Linked DNA regions of Mus musculus: region 2 is linked to region 1. A link is a loop called in an ENCODE intact Hi-C map of the cell type or tissue named here. Cell type or tissue: left cerebral cortex. All regions are shown on one strand. Each heading gives the region's core, and the rest is flanking DNA. Links, peaks and the distances in the headings are about the cores only.

Region 1 (8,328 bases), core at 211-8,210:
TTGGGATTCATGACCCAGGAGTCATGGCATTCTCAAGGGGAGGACCTAGATGTGGCAGATCCACAGTACCTTCTCACGAGATGCTTTCCCACAGGTACGTAGGTGCCATGCAGCCCCGGACGCTCCTCACTGTGGCCCTCTTGGCTCTCCTGGCATCTGCCCGTAAGATGGTGGGAGTGGGGCTGGGTTTCAGTGGGAGCTGGTCAGGGGGCCCTGCCCTGAGAAGTGGTGGCTGGGCAGGAGCTGAGGGCTGGCGTGGCCCAACTCTGCTCTCTCGCAGGAGCTGAAGAGGTAGAGGGATCCTTGCTGCTGGGCTCTGTACAGGGCTACATGGAACAAGCCTCCAAGACGGTCCAGGATGCGCTAAGTAGCGTGCAGGAGTCCGATATAGCTGTGGTGGCCAGGTAGGCACACTGGCCTCCTTTCCTGTGTCTTCTCCTCTCATGCCCTGGTGCTGAGACCCTAGCACAGAGACTGTGGTCCACCAAGTTTACCAGGGCCTGGGACCTGCCCGAGCCTCTGGTCCCTCATGAGGCCTTTCGGTACTGTGACCAAGATGACAGGCAGGGCAAGCAGCCTTCTCCTATCTTCTCTGCTTTTCCTCAGAGCAGCCTGAGGGGCATTTAGCCTCGCTGCAGGTTTTCTCCTCTGGGTCCTGCGCACACGATGGGAGGCCTACCTGCTCTGGTTTCTGCCTGTATGCAGGGGGTAGTGGTGGGAAGTGAGGTGGGAAGTTGGGGGTTAGAGGGTGGGAGTCTGCCCTGTTTCTATCCCTGGGCTCAGTCTGAGGTAGGCATCTTGCCCACTATGAAATATCACCCCCTGGCCAATGGCTTTGGCTGACATTTGATAGTTTAGTTGCCTATGTAGCAAAAGATGTTGACAGTCTCTATCCCCAGAACAGGCTGTGGGGAGGATATTAGATACTCGGTTTTGCTGATGATAAAGAGTTAGATAACCTGGCCTAGATCACACAGCTTAGAAGTCATTCAGTAATGTTTCAAATGAGAGACTGGCCCTGCCTCTGCCTCACCCACTTAGAGCCAGGGATGGGGTACCTCAAGGGAGTGATTTGTATGGCCTATACAGGCAGCTGCATTGTAGCTGACCTTAGTATCCAGCTCCCCGGTGCTTGGTGCCTCCGGCCTGAAAGGAGATTGGATGGAAGGCACTGAGGTTCTGATCCAACCTTGATGAAGGTGGGGTTTCTTAGGTAGCTGCAGGTGATTTTGGGGTGTGATAGGCAAGGTGGTGCTGGTGGCTGAGAGAGCCAGTGGAGCCCTGCGTGCAGTCCTGGGTCTAGCTGCCCACGGGGGAGCTTTTCTCACACACACACACACACACACACACACACACACACACACACACACACACCTCTCTCTCTCTCTCTCTCTCTCTCTCTCTCTCTCTCTCTCTCTCTCCCTCTCTCTCTCTCTCCCTCTCTCCTATGGATGCCTCTTACTGCTTTAACCTCCAGGGGCTGGATGGACAATCACTTCAGATCCCTGAAAGGCTACTGGAGCAAGTTTACTGACAAGTTCACCGGCTTCTGGGATTCTAACCCTGAGGACCAACCAACTCCAGCTATTGAGTCGTGAGACTTCTGTGTTGCAGATGTGCCTGTTCCTCCATCCTGCTGCCCCCCTCCAGGCCTGCCAGGTGGCCCCTGAAGGTTGCTTTAAGGGGAAAGTATGTTCTCATGTCTTCACCCCTCCCTAGATCTCACCTAAACATGCTGTCCCTAATAAAGCTGGATAAGAAGCTGCTGTTAGTGGGTGTCCCATGTGCCTGGACGTCTGGGCATGGGGATGAGCTAGGCCTGTTGAAGGGGTGGACCTGGGGCTGTAGGTCATCCACCTCTTTAGTGGTCTCTGGGGTGCTTCTTCCTTTGTACGTGGGACTAACTCCGCTTCCCTGCTTGACTTAATGGGAAAGATCAAATCAGGTAACGACAGATTTGCAGTTACAATCTGTGATAAACCTGTCAAGGGCAGGACAACGTGGACGACGTGGCTGGAGTGTAGTATCTGTCTAGCTAGCAGTCTTATGTCATCTCCAGGCTTAAGGTCAGATATGATCACCAACCCCGTGCAGCTGGTTTGCACAGCCCAGGCTGCCTGGCCCCTTTAAACAGGCGGAAAGGAAGGAGGCAGATTGGGAGGGTGGTCGGATAAGTCTCAACCCCACTGCAGTGTAGCGGCTTCCATTTCTTATGAATAAAGTGGGTAGGACCTGCCCCTCCCCTGAAGGTTTGTTGTAGAAATGAAATGGTAGTGTCTAAAAGCATGAGGTGCCGCATGCGCACACCCCTTGTAAACAGTCCTCACTGTGATAGCTAAACTAGGTGACCTTCTAGACTGGAATGGAGACCCAGTGTCCTCAGAATCCCAAAAGGGCTGCTTGCTAAGTTCCTGCCACCCCCAAACACTCACTTCAAAGAGACCCAGTGTCACAAAACAGGTCTTGCACATTATAGAGTAAAAGACTAATGTTCAGAGAGTGCCAGTGGCTGCCCCGGATCAGGAGAAAACACACTGCAGGGCCAGCTTTCCATTTTCCACGTTGCTGGCACCGGAAAAGCCTCTGCCAGGTGTTGGAAGCTCCTTTCCAGACTGCATTGGCACAGCCAGCAGACTGGACTATGTTCTCTCTGGAAATCCAATAGGGGTTTCTCTTCCTGTCCACCAAGAGCCAGAAGTCTCATTGTCCACACCGGGAAACTTTCCTACCCAAACCTGGTTTAATGTCTGCTGTGGCTCTGCATGATTGTGGATTTAAAAACTCACCCCTTCAGCCAGGGGCTCATGAAGATACACCGGGGATGGATGGAGACCACCTGCATACCAACACAGGCATGAAGAGGGGCAGATGAGAGGAAGGCTGTTGGTGTGAGAGTGCTTCTGCAGACATCCTCAACCCTGTGAACATGAGTGCTTGGTTACACTCCATAGCGGGCAAGTCTATACAATGAACAGTCTGGGCTTGGCAGGCAGCTCAGGTGGTAGAGGGCTTGCCTTGCATGCACAGAGCTCTGGGTTTGTCTCAGCACAGAGTAACAGTGGTGGACCATCCTTGAAACCCCCAGCACTTGGGAGATGGGGCAGAAAGATCAGAGCTCATCTGAGTCTAGCCTGGGCTAGTGGAGACACTGTCTCCAAATAAAATAAATACAAACAAGGACTGGCAAGATGGCTTAGCTAGTAGATAAATACAAACAAGAACTGGCAAGATGGCTTAGCTAGTAGAGACGCTCGCTACACTAATCCTGGTGACCTGAGTTTTTGATCTTTGGGACCTATATGGTGGAAAAGAGAACAGATACCTGCAAATTGTCCTCTAATCTCCACACATGTTCTGTGGCACGTGAAAACACACACACACACACTCACACACACACACACTCACACACACACACACACTAAATAAGTCTAATAAAAATTTAAATATTTTATATACCTTTATTTATATTTGTGGGGTGTGTGTGTGTGTGTGTGTCTTCTAAGCACTGAACTCAGGTTCTCAGACTTCCGAAAGTGCCTCTACCTGATAAGCCACCTTACCAGCCCCATGTAATAAAAGGGGTTTTTTTGTTTGTTTGTTTTGTTTTTGTTTTGTTTTAAAATGGAACGGCACATCCTGACCCACCTTTTCTGCAGTGACTAACTTCAGACCTCCCAGCTCAGCTTCCCCAACTGGTGTGGACTTAAAGGCCATCCTTCAGGATTTAGAGATGGATATGAAGGCCTCTCTAGTAAATGTGTGGTCACCAGCATCATGGAGAGGGGTGTTTGTTTGTTTGTTTGTTTTTGTATCCAACTGTCAGGTAGAGTAGCTGCAGCCTTGACCCTTTCAGCACACTGTGTGGGTGCACCGGAGGGAAAGATCAAAGGGAATTGTTTACCGAGATCGGGTTCAGCTCCAGGCTTTTTATTAGCACCCACCCAATAACTCCAATCTTCCTGGCTCCTGAAGGAATCCTGGCTCTAGGGAGTGGAAGAGGCTCCCGTCCTGCACCCTCTGGACCCCACCTGGAAACTCGGCTAGCACAAGAAACCAGCGGTCTCAAAGCCAGTCCTATTGCCAGACACTCTCATCCTGGTTTACAGCACTAGTGTTCTGAGCCTCTGTGGGGCCCTTTTGGGGTTCCTTGTTGCTTTGCCTGGCCATCCATTTCCCTTGGAGCCTTCTTAGGAAGGGATTCTGTCTCATACCCTGAACCAGCCAGGTGCCCAGCTTGAGTGAGCGTTAAGAGCTGAGTAGTCGCGTACAAAGGAATCCCCAGTGCGGCACCATGTTCTCACGTCCCTTGATGTCCCCTTAGCGCCCGCCCTATGTCCCCCAAAGAAAGAAGCTATTCCATTTTGGAAAGGTTTATTGTAAGAAAGCCAATGCGGGGGTGGGGAGTGGAAGCGGGCACCTCACTGGGCAGTCAGAGTCTCGCTGGCCTTGTCGATCACACTCTGGACTTGGGTCTTAAGCGTCTCCAGCATGGGCATCAGACTATGGCGCAGGTCCTCCAGCGCAGGTCTGGCTTTCTCGCCAAGTGTCTTCAGGTGGGTTTTGGCCCTGGTGTGGTACTCGTTCAAGGTAGGGTTGCTCTTGAGCTCAGCCAGGCGCTGGGCCAGGCTCTCGCGCATCTGTTCGCTGTGGGGCGCTAGCTGTGTGCGCAGAGAGTCTACGTGTGTGCGCATGCGGTCGCGAAATTCCTCAGCCACAGGGGACAGTCTCCCTTGCAGCTCCTGCAGCTTCTGGCGCGCGCTCTCCTGCAGCTCGGCGCCCAGAGGCGCCACCTTCTGGCGGTAGAGCTCCACATCCTCTTTCCATTTCTTCTGGAATTCGTCCAGGTAGGGCTGCACCTTCTGTTTCACTTCCTCTAGGTCCTTGTTCATCTCCTGTCTCACCCAATCTGTTTCTTTCTCCAGGTTATCCCAGAAGTCCCGAGTCAATGGGCCCAGCCGTTCCTGCAGCTGACTAACGGTTGAACCCAGAGTGTCCCAGTTTTCCAGGAGATTCAGGCTAGAGGGGGAAGAGAGCGGCTGAGAGACGAGCCCAGGCATCATGCGCTGCCCCTGGTCTGCAGATCCATGCACATGATAGCTGGGTGCCACCTGTCCCCTAATGTGCAGTTGCTATGGTCCTAGTTTCCCCGAACATGCAACCCTCTAACTCACTGCCTTCCCTTTACATTCCTCTGTACACATGGCGGAAGGCACCAAGAACACAGATGTGGTCGGTGCTGGTTACAAGGCCAGTCCCGTTTTTTGTTTTTTGTTTTGTTTTGTTTTGTTTTGGGTGCTGTCTGACCAGTACTGGGGGTTACCAAGGAAAAGGGATTTGGCACTCATAGGCTGAATGAGGGGCTGTGGTTACCCAACAGCCAGATGAATCCCATCCCTAGTCCTCCACTGGAACCTGCCATGGTGCCCAGCTGGTAGGAAAGCCCGTGAAGGGCTAGCCAGCTCAGTTCCAGCATCTTCTCACTGGTCTCTCTGCCCACCCTGGATGGGCAGCCCTTGACCTGCTCCAGGCCCCACGCTAGGTCTTTCCTTACTTCAGCTGTTGGCCCAAGGAGGAGGATTCAAACTGGGACACATAGTCTCTGCCGCTGTCTTTGACCGCATCCACATACACATTAGCGAAATCCTTCACTTTGTCCCATTGGGACTGGGGTTCATCTTGCTGCCATACGTGCCAAGCCTGGCTCCCTGGGGATGGAGGGGAGACCCATGTTAGGTTAGACTCGGAGTCAGGGAAGAGAACAGTGGGAATTCTGTTCTCTGTGCCCAGGAAGGTAGTCCCACGCAGGTCAAGAGGCACCTACCTGTCAGGAAGACCAGAGCCACGGCCAGCACCACAGCTTTCATCCTGAAGGGTGTGGGTGACCTGAAGAAGAAGAAGGAGGAGGAGGGCTGGGCTGAAGGGAGGCATTGTCATGGAAAGGCTCCACACACAATTCAAGCCCATGGAAGCATTGGCTAGAATGGCTAAAGGTGCGAGATATCCACGGTATTGATTTGGACAGTGGAGCATCAACTGGGAGGCGCTATGGAGCCAGAGCCACCGAAGGCAGGTAGCAGCACTTACCTCCCCGGAGCTCTCCGACAGTCTGGGTGTCCAGCTCTTCTTCCCTGGTCTATATATGTGTGTGGGCAGGGGCTGGGCTGGGAGACTGATAAGCTCAGCCTGGCCCTGCCACTGCTTACTTTTGCTGGCGATGTGGAACTTAGAGTTCAAGGATCAGCTCTGTTCCTGAGGCTGGGCAAACAGAGTGGGCAAACAGGAAACTGCGGGGGCTGCCGAGCTGGGATCAAGGGTTCAGGTGGGGGCAGCAGGGGGTGGCTGCAGACTCCAGGGGTCCCCAGGGGTAAGGCAGTTGCACCATCCCGAGGTGTATGTCTTCTTCAAGATAGTCTCATGGAGCCCACTCCTGGACTCCTCTGTGTTGCTAGTGCCCTCTGAGCCTGGAACAAGGGAGGGAGGGAGGAATTGTGGGCTCCTTCACTCACAGCCCCACCCCAAAGTTTTTTTTTTGCTTTCCAAGGGGTTCCCCCTTTCACCTCACCCTGGTCCCCCAGGTTTGGGGATTTGTCTTTCCAGATGCCACATGTTTAGCCAGCCTCCCAACCCTAAATCCAAAAACAACTGAGGTGTCAGCCTGAGTGAGATGCAGACAGGCTCATATCCCCAAGCTGAGGATGAAGACCCCTCTGATGCTTCAGAAGAAATGACAGAGGCCAACATGGAGTTGTTAGCTCCTTCCTTGTCTCCCTCCCTCCTTCCCTCCCTTCCTTTCTTCCTTATCTTAGGTACATGAGCGCTCTGTCTTCAGACACACCAGAAGATGGAATCAGATTCCTTTACAGATGGTTGTGAGCCACCATATGGTTTCTGGGAATTGAACTCAGGACCTCTGGAAGAGCAGCTAGTGGTCTTAAACCGCTGAGCCATCTCTCCAGCCCCAGTTGCCAATGTTTTTGTTATGTGTAGATGCTGTTATTCAGCCTCCCTTCCAGAGAAAACCTCACCATATACCATGACCACTAAAAGGGGTCATGTAGTTCAGTGACGATATGTCTTCCCAGAGTGGTGAGGGCCTAGGCTCACTTGCCAGGATGGGAGAGCTGGGTAGCTGTGTAGAGTGGGCTGAGTACGGTGGCCAGTTTTTGCACTTGGAAGGTCAGAGGGTTGAGAGTTCAAAACCACAGCCTTGCCCATATAGCAAGTTTGAAGTCAGCCTGGGCTATATGAGAATATCTAAAAACAAAACAAAACAAAACAAAACAAACAAACAAACAAAAACCACAGATCATCTCTAAAATCCCATTATGGAAAGTGAGTTTTCAAGCTAAGAGGAACTTTTGAGACCATCTATTTGAGGTTCTACCATGAACTTCCTTCTAGATAAGGGCCTGTTGAGAGTGGAAGGAATTTGCTGTGTCCTTTATCTCTCAGCCTTAGAGGCAAGGATGGACCTTGCGCCCAGGTCTCTGCATTTGGGACCCAGGGCAGGAATGTACTCTGCCCATCTCCCTAGGAAACTCCCCAACTCCCTAGAAACCAGCTTGGAATCTGTCTACCAGTTCAGGGAGTGGCTGGGATTCCAGGCTGCTCCCATCCCAGGAGGCTTTGCAACCAGAGAGAACCTTGGTTCTGGGATCTGCAACTTATTCTCCAGGTGACCCGGACAGGTTACATAACCTCTCCGTCCCTGGGTCTCTTATCTGCTAAGGAAAGATAATGACAGAGCATGCCACAGCTTCCTTATGATCCCAGTCACTGTATGGGAAGCAAAATGGAAAAGATGTGTGTGCACTTACTAAGTCCAGGAACCTGTGCGTGGTGTCTAACATGGCAAATGTGATTAGGGGACTTGAACTCAAGGGTAGCCTGGGATATCCAGAGGGCACAGTAATCACAAGGGTCTCTCAATATGCTAGAGGAGGCAGAAGGGCCAAAACCATGGAGAAACTTGAGAACAGAAATAGAGACCAAGCAATCTGAGTGTGCAGATGAGCCAAGCGGGTTTCGGCTACCCATCCATGGGTGCTGGAAGAGAGAAGAGAAAATGCAGGTTTTCTCTGAATGAAAGAGTTTTCAGACAGAATATCACTCTGACAATCCCATGCTTTTAGCCATGATTTGAGCTTCTGAACTCCAGAGTTTTATTTGTGTTGTGTTGTCTGTGAAGTCTGAACACATTTCAAGCAAAACTGCTGAAAGGTGACCAACAGCAAATGGCAAGTGTTCTGCATCCCAGACTCCTGAGGTCACTGCCACGAACACATTCTGTTACTAGGCCATAGCCTGTGACCCCAGTTGCTGGCAGCA
Region 2 (8,312 bases), core at 313-8,312, 250 kb after region 1:
CTACTAGTGGTTATTCTTGCTTGGAGCTGCAGTTCCCATACCTCAGTTCTATCCACACACATGGGCGCCTCTATTTCCATAGGCAGGAGGTTTCAGGGGGTGGTTTGGAGTTCCAGACCTGGAATCAGCCTGAAGTTGAAACCCAGCCCTTAATGTTCATGTTCCTGCACCACCTGCTGTTCCTGGATCACAGGCTCTTCACTGTCCCCTTCATAACCATACAGTAGGCACCACCCATAGAGCTGAAAGAATTACATATTTTGTAGACAGAGAACAAAGAACACCTGCAGGTTCAAGGCTAGATTGTCCTACAGAGTAAGTTGTGAGCTAGCAATGATTATGCAGTAAGACCCTGTGTCAAGAAAAGAAAGAGATGACAAAAGAATTAAATTTATTATGTAAGGAGCAGAACACGGCACAAAACAAATAATAATTGTCATTTTTTTTATTGTTACAAGATAGATTTTTGTGGGTTTTTTTTTTTTGCAGGGGGTGGGGGCTTGGGGGGTGCTGCAGCATCTCTATAATCAAGGCTGGCCAGGAACTTACTATGTAGCCCAAATTGGCCTTGAACTGAAAACATCCTTCCTGTTTTAGACTCCCTAGTATTGGCATTACAGGTGTGAGATGGCTGGTCTCTCAAATAGATTCTTAGCAATGGGCTTGTTTGAAGGGTAGGTACAATGTGTGTGTGTGTGTGTCTGTGTGTGTGTGTGTGTGTGTGTGTGTGTGTGTATGCTATATTAATTAGCTATATTATCCATCCAGTTCTTAAACTAATGGGCTAAAGAGATCCTCCTGGGGCTGGAGAGATGACTCAGTGGTTAAGAGCAGTGGTTGTGGCTGGATAGTGGTGGCACATGCCTTTAATCCCTGCTGCACTGGGGAATCAGAGGCACTTGGATCTCTATAAGTTTGATGTCAGCCAGATCTACCGAGGAGTTCCAGGACAGCCAAGGCTACACAGAAAGACCTTGTCTCAAAAACAAACAAACAAACAAACAAACAAGTGTTCAGGGTGGTTCTTCCCAAGGACACACAGCCAGAGCTCACATGACAGACAGCTCACAATTGTAACTCCAGTCCTAGGAGATCTGATGCCCTCTTCTGGCTTCTACAGGCCCTGTGTGCACATGGTGCACAGACAGACATAAGGCAGAACAATCATACACCTAAAATAAAGGTTACAAAATAAAAAATCTAAGCCGGGCGTGGTGGTGCACGTCTTTAATCCCAGCACTTGGGAGGCAGAGGCAGGCGGATTTCTGAGTTCGAGGACAGCCTAGTCTACAGAGTGAGTTCCAGGACAGCCAGGACTGCACAGAAAAACCCTGTCTCGAAAAACCTAAAGAAAGAAAGAAAGAAAGAAAGAAAGAAAGAAAGAAAGAAAGAAAGAAAGAAAGTGACCCTCCTGCCTCGGTCTCCCCAGTGGCTGGGACTATGGCAGGTAACCACCCCCAGGCCAAGCCGTCAGTGAAATTCTATTCAAGGCTGCTCGGCAAGGGGAGCAAAGCATGAAGCCCCTGGGTGTGCCTAACTAGCCTGTCACTGTCAGCCTCGAGCACACTGCTGCAGTCATTGTACAGCTGAAGGAACTACTTAGAATTCTACTTCACTGGAAAAGAATATGCTATTTTAATCATTCGCATACATGTGTCATGTGGGTACATGCATGTAAGTGTAGAGGAAGGCATTGGGTCCCATGGAGCTGGAGTTACAGGGTGTTGTAAGCCATGGGATATGGGAGCTGGGAAACCAGCTTGGGTCCTCTGCAAGAGTAGTAGGTACGCTTAACCACTGTGCCATCTCTTCAGCCCCAGGACTTTCTTTTCTTTTTTTTTTCTTTGTTGTTGTTTTTTGAGACAGGGTTTCTCTGTATAGCCCTGGCTGTCCTGGAACTCACTTTTGTAGACCAGGCTGGCCTCGAACTCAGAAATCCACCTGTCTCTGCCTCCCGAGTGCTGGGATTAAAGGCATGCACCACCACGCCCGGCGTTCTTTTTTTTTTTTTTTTAAGATTTATTTATTTATTTATTTTATGTATATGAGTACACTGTAGCTATACAGATGGTTGTGAGCCATCATGTGGGTGCTGGGAATTGAACTCAGGACCTCTACTCACTCCAGTCCCAGTCACTCCAGCCCAAAGATTAATTTATTTTATGTAAGTACACTGTAGCTGTCTTCAGACACACCAGAAGAGGGCATCAAATCTCATTACGGATGGTTGCCAGCCATCATGTGGTTGCTGGGATTTGAACTCAGGACCTTCGGAAAAGCAGTCAGTGCTTTGGTTTTTTTTGTTTTTTTTTTTGTTTTTGTTTTGTGTGTTTGTTTGTTTGTTTTGCGGGGGGGGGGGGGTTGAGACAGGGTTTCTCTGTATAGCCCTGGCTGTCCTGGAACTCACTCTGTAGACCAGGCTGGCCTCGAACTCAGAAATCCGCCTGCCTCTGCCTCCCAAGTGCTGGGATTAAAGGCTTGCGCCACCACAACCCAGCCAGTCAGTGCTCTTAACTGCTGAACCATCTCGCCAACCCCCAGGATTTTCAAATATAGAATGTCTCCTTGGGTTCAATCTATAGTACAACCAAAAATGAGGAGCCTTAAGGGCTTGAAGAAAAGTTTTGTAGAGCTGAGAATGTAGCTCAGTTGATAGTTTTTGTCTAAGACGCATAAAGCCCTGTACTCAATCCTGAAGGACTGTGTGAGACCCAAGCATGGTGGCACCCAGGAAGGGAGGAAGCAGGAAGGTCCTACGTTCATAGCTGCAGAGTGAAGTGGAGGCTATCCTGGGCTACGTTTTTCATTTTAAGAGCAAGCAATCAATCAAGGTTTCTTATGAATAAAAGATAGTATCAAAATGTGTGTGTGTGTCAGAGAGACAGAGAGAGAGAGAGAGAGAGAGAGAGAGAGAGAAGGGGGAACACCATGACTAAAAGCCAAGTGGAGAGGAAAGGACTTACTTCCTTTACAGCTCTCAGATCACAGCTGTCACAGAGAGAAGTCAGGGTAGGAACTGGAGCTATAGAATGTCGTTTCTTACTGACTGACTGTGTGCTCTTATACAACTCAACTCAGGGCCACCTTCGCCAAGTGGCACCACTCACAGTGGGATACGCCCATCAATTATTAATCAAGAAAATACCCTCATAGACTGCCTACATGCCAATCGGATGAAGGCATTTTTAAAGTTCCCTTCCTCAAATGACCCTGATTTGTGTCATTGACAAAAACAACCCAGACATAGGGCTTTATCATTGGAAACCAATTCAAGTTGTTTCTCTTAACAGTGTATTTAATACTAAACTGTTTAAATAACCCTTTACGATATTCTCTTGATCAAAACACTTAAAACAGCACTTACTGAGATCTTGCTAGTGTACCATATGTAACTGGAATATCTGCAGAAGAGTTATGGAGGCAGTGACAAAGTCATTATCTTGAAATTTTTATTTTGCATTCGAGATAATACAAGCAGCACATAAGTGATTTGAAATTTTATTTTATTATCTCGATAATTTAGGCTTACAGGTTTCAAGAACATTCTCAATCAGTTTCAGAGTCCTGGAATGCTCTGCAATTCACTATTATGAGTTTGAATGAATCCTATCCATCATTAAAGAGCCAGCCCTGGCACTGCTCCACCAAGTTTCCCTGCTAATGATGACGCAATCTCTTGCCCCTCCTCTTGGCGCTGATCTGTCCTGCACTTATCCAGCCGTTAGCATCTAATCTCTACATTGACTCTCTATGTACTCCCCTAAACTGGATGGATTTCTAAGGTAAAGACTGGGGTTTCTGTTATTCCCCGAGTGGTATCTATCACACAATTCTGAGTATCATCATAGAAATTCTGCTGGTAAATGTAGGGGTTGCCCCTTTTAACTTCGGGCCTATTTCTCCCCATTCTCTGCAATCTGGTTTATCCCATCGGTGGAGGAAATCAGTGGCTAAGAAGGGAGTAGCGTCAGCGAGAGGTCAAGCTACACTGTCTCTAAGGCCATCTCCGGATAGTTTCCGTCATCCTATCAGGACAGGAAGGCAGTTACAGGAAAGATGGAGGCTCAAGTCGGGGAAAGAAAGAGAACAAAGTCAGTACTTGGCAGGGACGGTAGACCTGTGCGCCAAGCAAAGAGCGCGCACTGCGAGGGAAAGTGAGGCGCACCCGCCCCGCAACTAGCCCCGCAGCCAGGGGCGGGACTTCCGGAAGCCATTTGCCCGAGTGGCAGGGGGACCGGAAGTGGAGGCGCTGCTGCTTGGTGCTGGGGCCCGAGGAGGGGACGCGCGCCGGAACGCGGCCGTCGGGATCAAGCGAGCGACTGAAGCGCAACCCGCCGACGCCGCAGCCGCTGAGGGCCCCGCACGGACCCTCTGCCTGTGTGAGTGCATCGTGGGGACCGCGGAGCCGGGGCCTCGTCGTGACGGGTGGGACGCGCGGGCGAGCCGGTATTGTGAGGCCCGGCTCCCCTCCCCCACGCCGCCCCTCCCCCGCCGCGCCCCGCGCTGTCGCCCTGCAGGGCCTCCGGGGCCCCGCGCCGTCGCCGCTGCCCTGCGGCGCCCTGGTTCCACCCTGGCCAGCGGCTGAGCGGCCCGCGGGTCCCCTGGCCCGGCCTCCTGCCTCAGCTGTCGCCTTTTCCCTCCATCCCCGGGGTGGGACCTCTAGGCCCAAGCCTGTGACTGGGTTGTGCCTTTTTTTTTTTTTTAACGGATCACGCTCTTTGCCCTTCTCGTCGAAAATTGTCTCCTCATTCGAAACTTCTCTGTTGCCTTCGCTTATACTTCCCAAAGACCCGTGTCAGGGCTCTGAAAGGATTGGTAGAGGCTAGCCTTAAGGGTCACCCACTTCATTCGGCGACGAGGCCCAGGCGTTGGTGACTTGGCCGATGGCCTACCGCCAGCCAGGTACATCTGTCAGTGAGTAGTTTCCTTGGAGGTGTGTTTCCTCTCCCCAGCCCTTGTGGTCCATGTCCACTTAGCGGGTCAGAGCCTGTGGTCTCCAGGTTTGAGTTACTCATGGCAGAGTGACTCGTTATCCTTTCCATAGCTCCCAGGCTGACGTTGCCTTTCATCATGTATATACGGATCTTAAGGAAACCCAAAGCCATAAAGCGTTGGCGTCTCTGAAGAACGTGGCTATGGACAAAGGGAAGGGCACCAAGACGCTAAGAGCAGGTCCTAGACTTGCATTTTCTACAGCGTTGAGTTGAGTGGAGAGAATGGGCCAGAGGAAAAGGTGTGGAAAAGAGAAAAATGCAAGCTTATCTTTCCCTTGGATGAGGCTTGTGTCTGCCCGTCAGTTCCTTCTCTGGGCACATTGTTCAGACTTAAAGGTTGCCTCCTTGTGGGAGAGCAGGGGAGGGAATCATTGTGCATTAATTTGTTGGCATGGGCACTTGATAATAAATTATGGATGGGCTGGATCCTGGGGGGCCGCCCACCAGAGACCGGGGCAGGGCATTCTGGACGAGGCTTGCCTTCCTCTTCAGAATAATTCTGCCAACTCTCTGAAGCAAAATGAAAAGCCTCAGGCCTTAATGGAAGCATCCTAAATCTTTTCATTCTCATTCAAAAGTCTCAGCAAGCTTCTAGGTTCTCTCTCTCTCTCTCTCTCTCTCTCTCTCTCACACACACACACACACACACACACACACACACACACACACACACACACCCCGGCTGAGCTTGAGGGGTTGTAGTTGTTTTGTTGGGACTGACTTCCACACCACTAGTGTAGAGAGTCCGGTGCTGTGCTGTGTCGTTGAGGTCTAAATTAAGTGGGGAAGATAGAAAGTTTAGGATTAGGACTGCCTTCTCTCCCTGGAGATTTTTGAAGGACAACAAAGTTTGCTCTGCAAAATAGTTTTTCATGGAAATGTACACAGTTGCCCACCTTTTATCGCCTCCTTGCTAGTTTTTCATAGGAAGCCTGCAGTTCCCTGGCTAAGGAGATTATTCTGACCCAGTAAGGTGAGGTGGGAAGTGTTGGTTTTTAGTTTTTGAACTCCTAGGGATTGGGTACTACCTCTGGGAGGTGGAGCAAACGACAGTCAGGAGCTGGGATGTGGGTGCTGGGAATCAAACCCAGGACCTGTGGAGGAGCAGTACCTGCTCTTAACTGCTGGGCCAGCTCTATCCAGCCCCCTCCTCATTTTATACAAACTCACTCATTTTGAGACAGGGTTTCTCTTTTGAAGCCTTCACTGTGTTGGAACTCACTGTGTAGACCAGGCTGTCATCAAACTCAGAGATCCCCTGCCTCTGCCTCTTGAGTGCTGGGACTAAAGGTGTGAGCCACTCTCCTGAAGGTGGCTATGATAGGAAAATGGTTCAGGAATCCCTGTAATTTTTTTTTTTAACTTCAGTAGGATACTCTTTGGATAACTCTTGATTCATTCTTCACTTTTAAAATTGTCTGGGTTTTTAAAAGTTATTTATTTTTATGTGAATGAATGTGTTTCCTACATGTATGCATATCATATGTATGCAGTGCCAACAGAGACTGGGAGAAGGCGCTAGGTTTCTTGAAACCGGAGTCACAGATGGTTGTGAACCACAGTATGGATGCTGAGCCCTAGTCCTCTGCAGGAGCAGCTGATGCTCTCAACCACTGTCTCATCTCCTGTCTCCCAAAATGTTATGCTTTTAAAATTTTTTATTATATTTGTATGATGTGGAGGTGGGTGTACACACATGCCCTAAAGCACAGTGACTGAGTGTCCGAGGTCAGGAACAGCTTTGTAGAGTAATGGGCATCATTAAATTTGTATAGCGGGTGCTTTACCAGCTGACAGCCGAGACAGGGTTTCTCTGTGTACCCCTGGCTGTCCTGGAACTCATTCTGTAGACCAGGCTCAAAACTCAGAAATCCCCCTGCCTCTGCCTCCCGAGTGCGAGTGCAGGGATTAAAGGCGTGTGCTACCATATGCCTGGTTTAGGCTTTTCATACTTTTCTTTTCTTTTCTTTCTCCCTCCCTCCCTCCCTCTCTCCCTCCCTTCCTTCCTTCCTTCCTTCCCCTTCCTTCTTTTCTTTTCTTTTCTTTTCTTTTCTTTTCTTTCTTTCTCTCTCTCTTTCTTTCTTTCTTTCTTTCTTTCTTTCTCTTTCTTTTGGCTTTTCCTTCCTTTCTTTCTTTCTTTCTTTCTTTCTTTCTTTCTCTTCCTTCCTTTCTTTCTTTCTTTCTTTCTTTCTTTCTTTCTTTCTCTTCCTTTCTTTCTTTCTTTCTTTCTCCCTTTCTCTCTCTCTCTCTCTCTCTCTCTCTCTCTCTCTCTCTCTCTCTTTATGGATACAAGGTTTCTGTGTACAACAGCCCTAGCTGCCTCAGGAGACATGGCTGGCCTCAGCTCAGAGAAATTAAGGTGTGTGCTAACACCTGGTTTGGCTAGACCTCTGGATTGTCTCAGGCCTGGCCTAAAAAGAAGAGACAGTAGAGGGCTGGGGAGATGGCTCAGTGGTAAGAGAGCACTGGCTGCTCTTCTAAAGGTTCTGAGTTCAATTCCCAGCAACCATGTGGTGGCTCACAACCAGCCACCACATGAGATGTGGTGAGATGTGGTGCCCTCTTCTGGCCTGCAGGCAGGCAGAATGCTGTATACATAATAAATAAATCTTAAAAAAAAAAAAAAAGAGTTTATGGCTCAGCTTTCCATTTCTGGGTCTTAAAAATGTTGCTAAACTGCAGGCTTCTGTGAAAGATACTTTATATTGTAAGATGTTTGATTTGGCAATAGAGTACAGGATCCAAGTGTCTGGAGGCACAAAGTAATTTCACTCAGGTACTCTGCTTTTGTAGTCATGGTTGAGGGACTATCAAATTTGAAATACTTTTTATAATCTTCTAGTTAGAACTGCCTTTTAACTTTAGGCACTGGAATTTGGTTCCTCTGTTTCTTCTTCCGTGTCCTTTCATTTTGCCTGTGAAGAATATTGGAACGTATGACTGAGTATAGTATTGCACACCTGTAATCTCAGCATCTGGACGGCAGAATAAGTACTGCAGCAAATCAAGACAGCCAGGGCTGCACAGGGAGACCCTCAAAACAAAATGTAAGATTTGGGATTCAGATGGAAGTGCTTTGCTCAGTGTTTGGAGTGATAATAAAAAATAAGCAAAACAGCTTGGTAAATAATTTTTATCATGTTCATGCGATCTATCTCTATATAAAATAGCAGTCTTTGTTCAAGGATAATAGACTAAGTGCCAGAAAGATGGCTCAGCTCAGTGCTTTGCCAGCCATCTTTGACTGCAGGACCCCTGGGGTGCAAGAACAGAACTGACTTCCTTAACTTCCTTCCCTGGCTGTCCTGGAACTTGCTA

Evidence for each region. Hi-C counts contacts between places; a loop is a spot of excess contacts. Peaks named below come from ENCODE experiments on the same cell type or tissue, not always from the same donor. Only the 100,000 strongest peaks of a DNase experiment are listed, where the experiment ranks them.
Region 2: it touches region 1 in a loop (6-fold over the local background); 6 of 42 quality-filtered maps call a loop at or near these places.

What each region holds. Positions count from the first base shown.
Region 1 is chr9:46,226,493-46,234,820 of GRCm38, reverse strand. It overlaps Apoa1 (apolipoprotein A-I), which reads right to left and starts at 6,191. Exons shown (of 4, transcript NM_009692.4): 1 at 6,085-6,191; 2 at 5,822-5,883; 3 at 5,552-5,705; 4 at 4,352-5,016. The coding sequence starts at 5,864. The coding sequence ends at 4,419. Apoc3 (apolipoprotein C-III) reads left to right here. Exons shown (of 4, transcript NM_023114.4): 2 at 95-162; 3 at 281-404; 4 at 1,478-1,771. The coding sequence starts at 108. The coding sequence ends at 1,598. In left cerebral cortex, for the core only: a CTCF peak has its summit at 4,778 (motif pointing left); a DNase peak (open chromatin) is centred at 4,766; H3K4me3 peaks cover 1,180 bases; H3K27ac peaks cover 665 bases.
Region 2 is chr9:45,980,772-45,989,083 of GRCm38, reverse strand. It overlaps Pafah1b2 (platelet-activating factor acetylhydrolase, isoform 1b, subunit 2), which reads left to right and starts at 4,213. Exons shown (of 6, transcript NM_008775.3): 1 at 4,213-4,379. In left cerebral cortex, for the core only: CTCF peaks have their summits at 5,325 and 7,564 (motif pointing left); DNase peaks (open chromatin) are centred at 3,681, 4,213, 4,962 and 5,293; H3K4me3 peaks cover 2,095 bases; H3K27ac peaks cover 1,898 bases.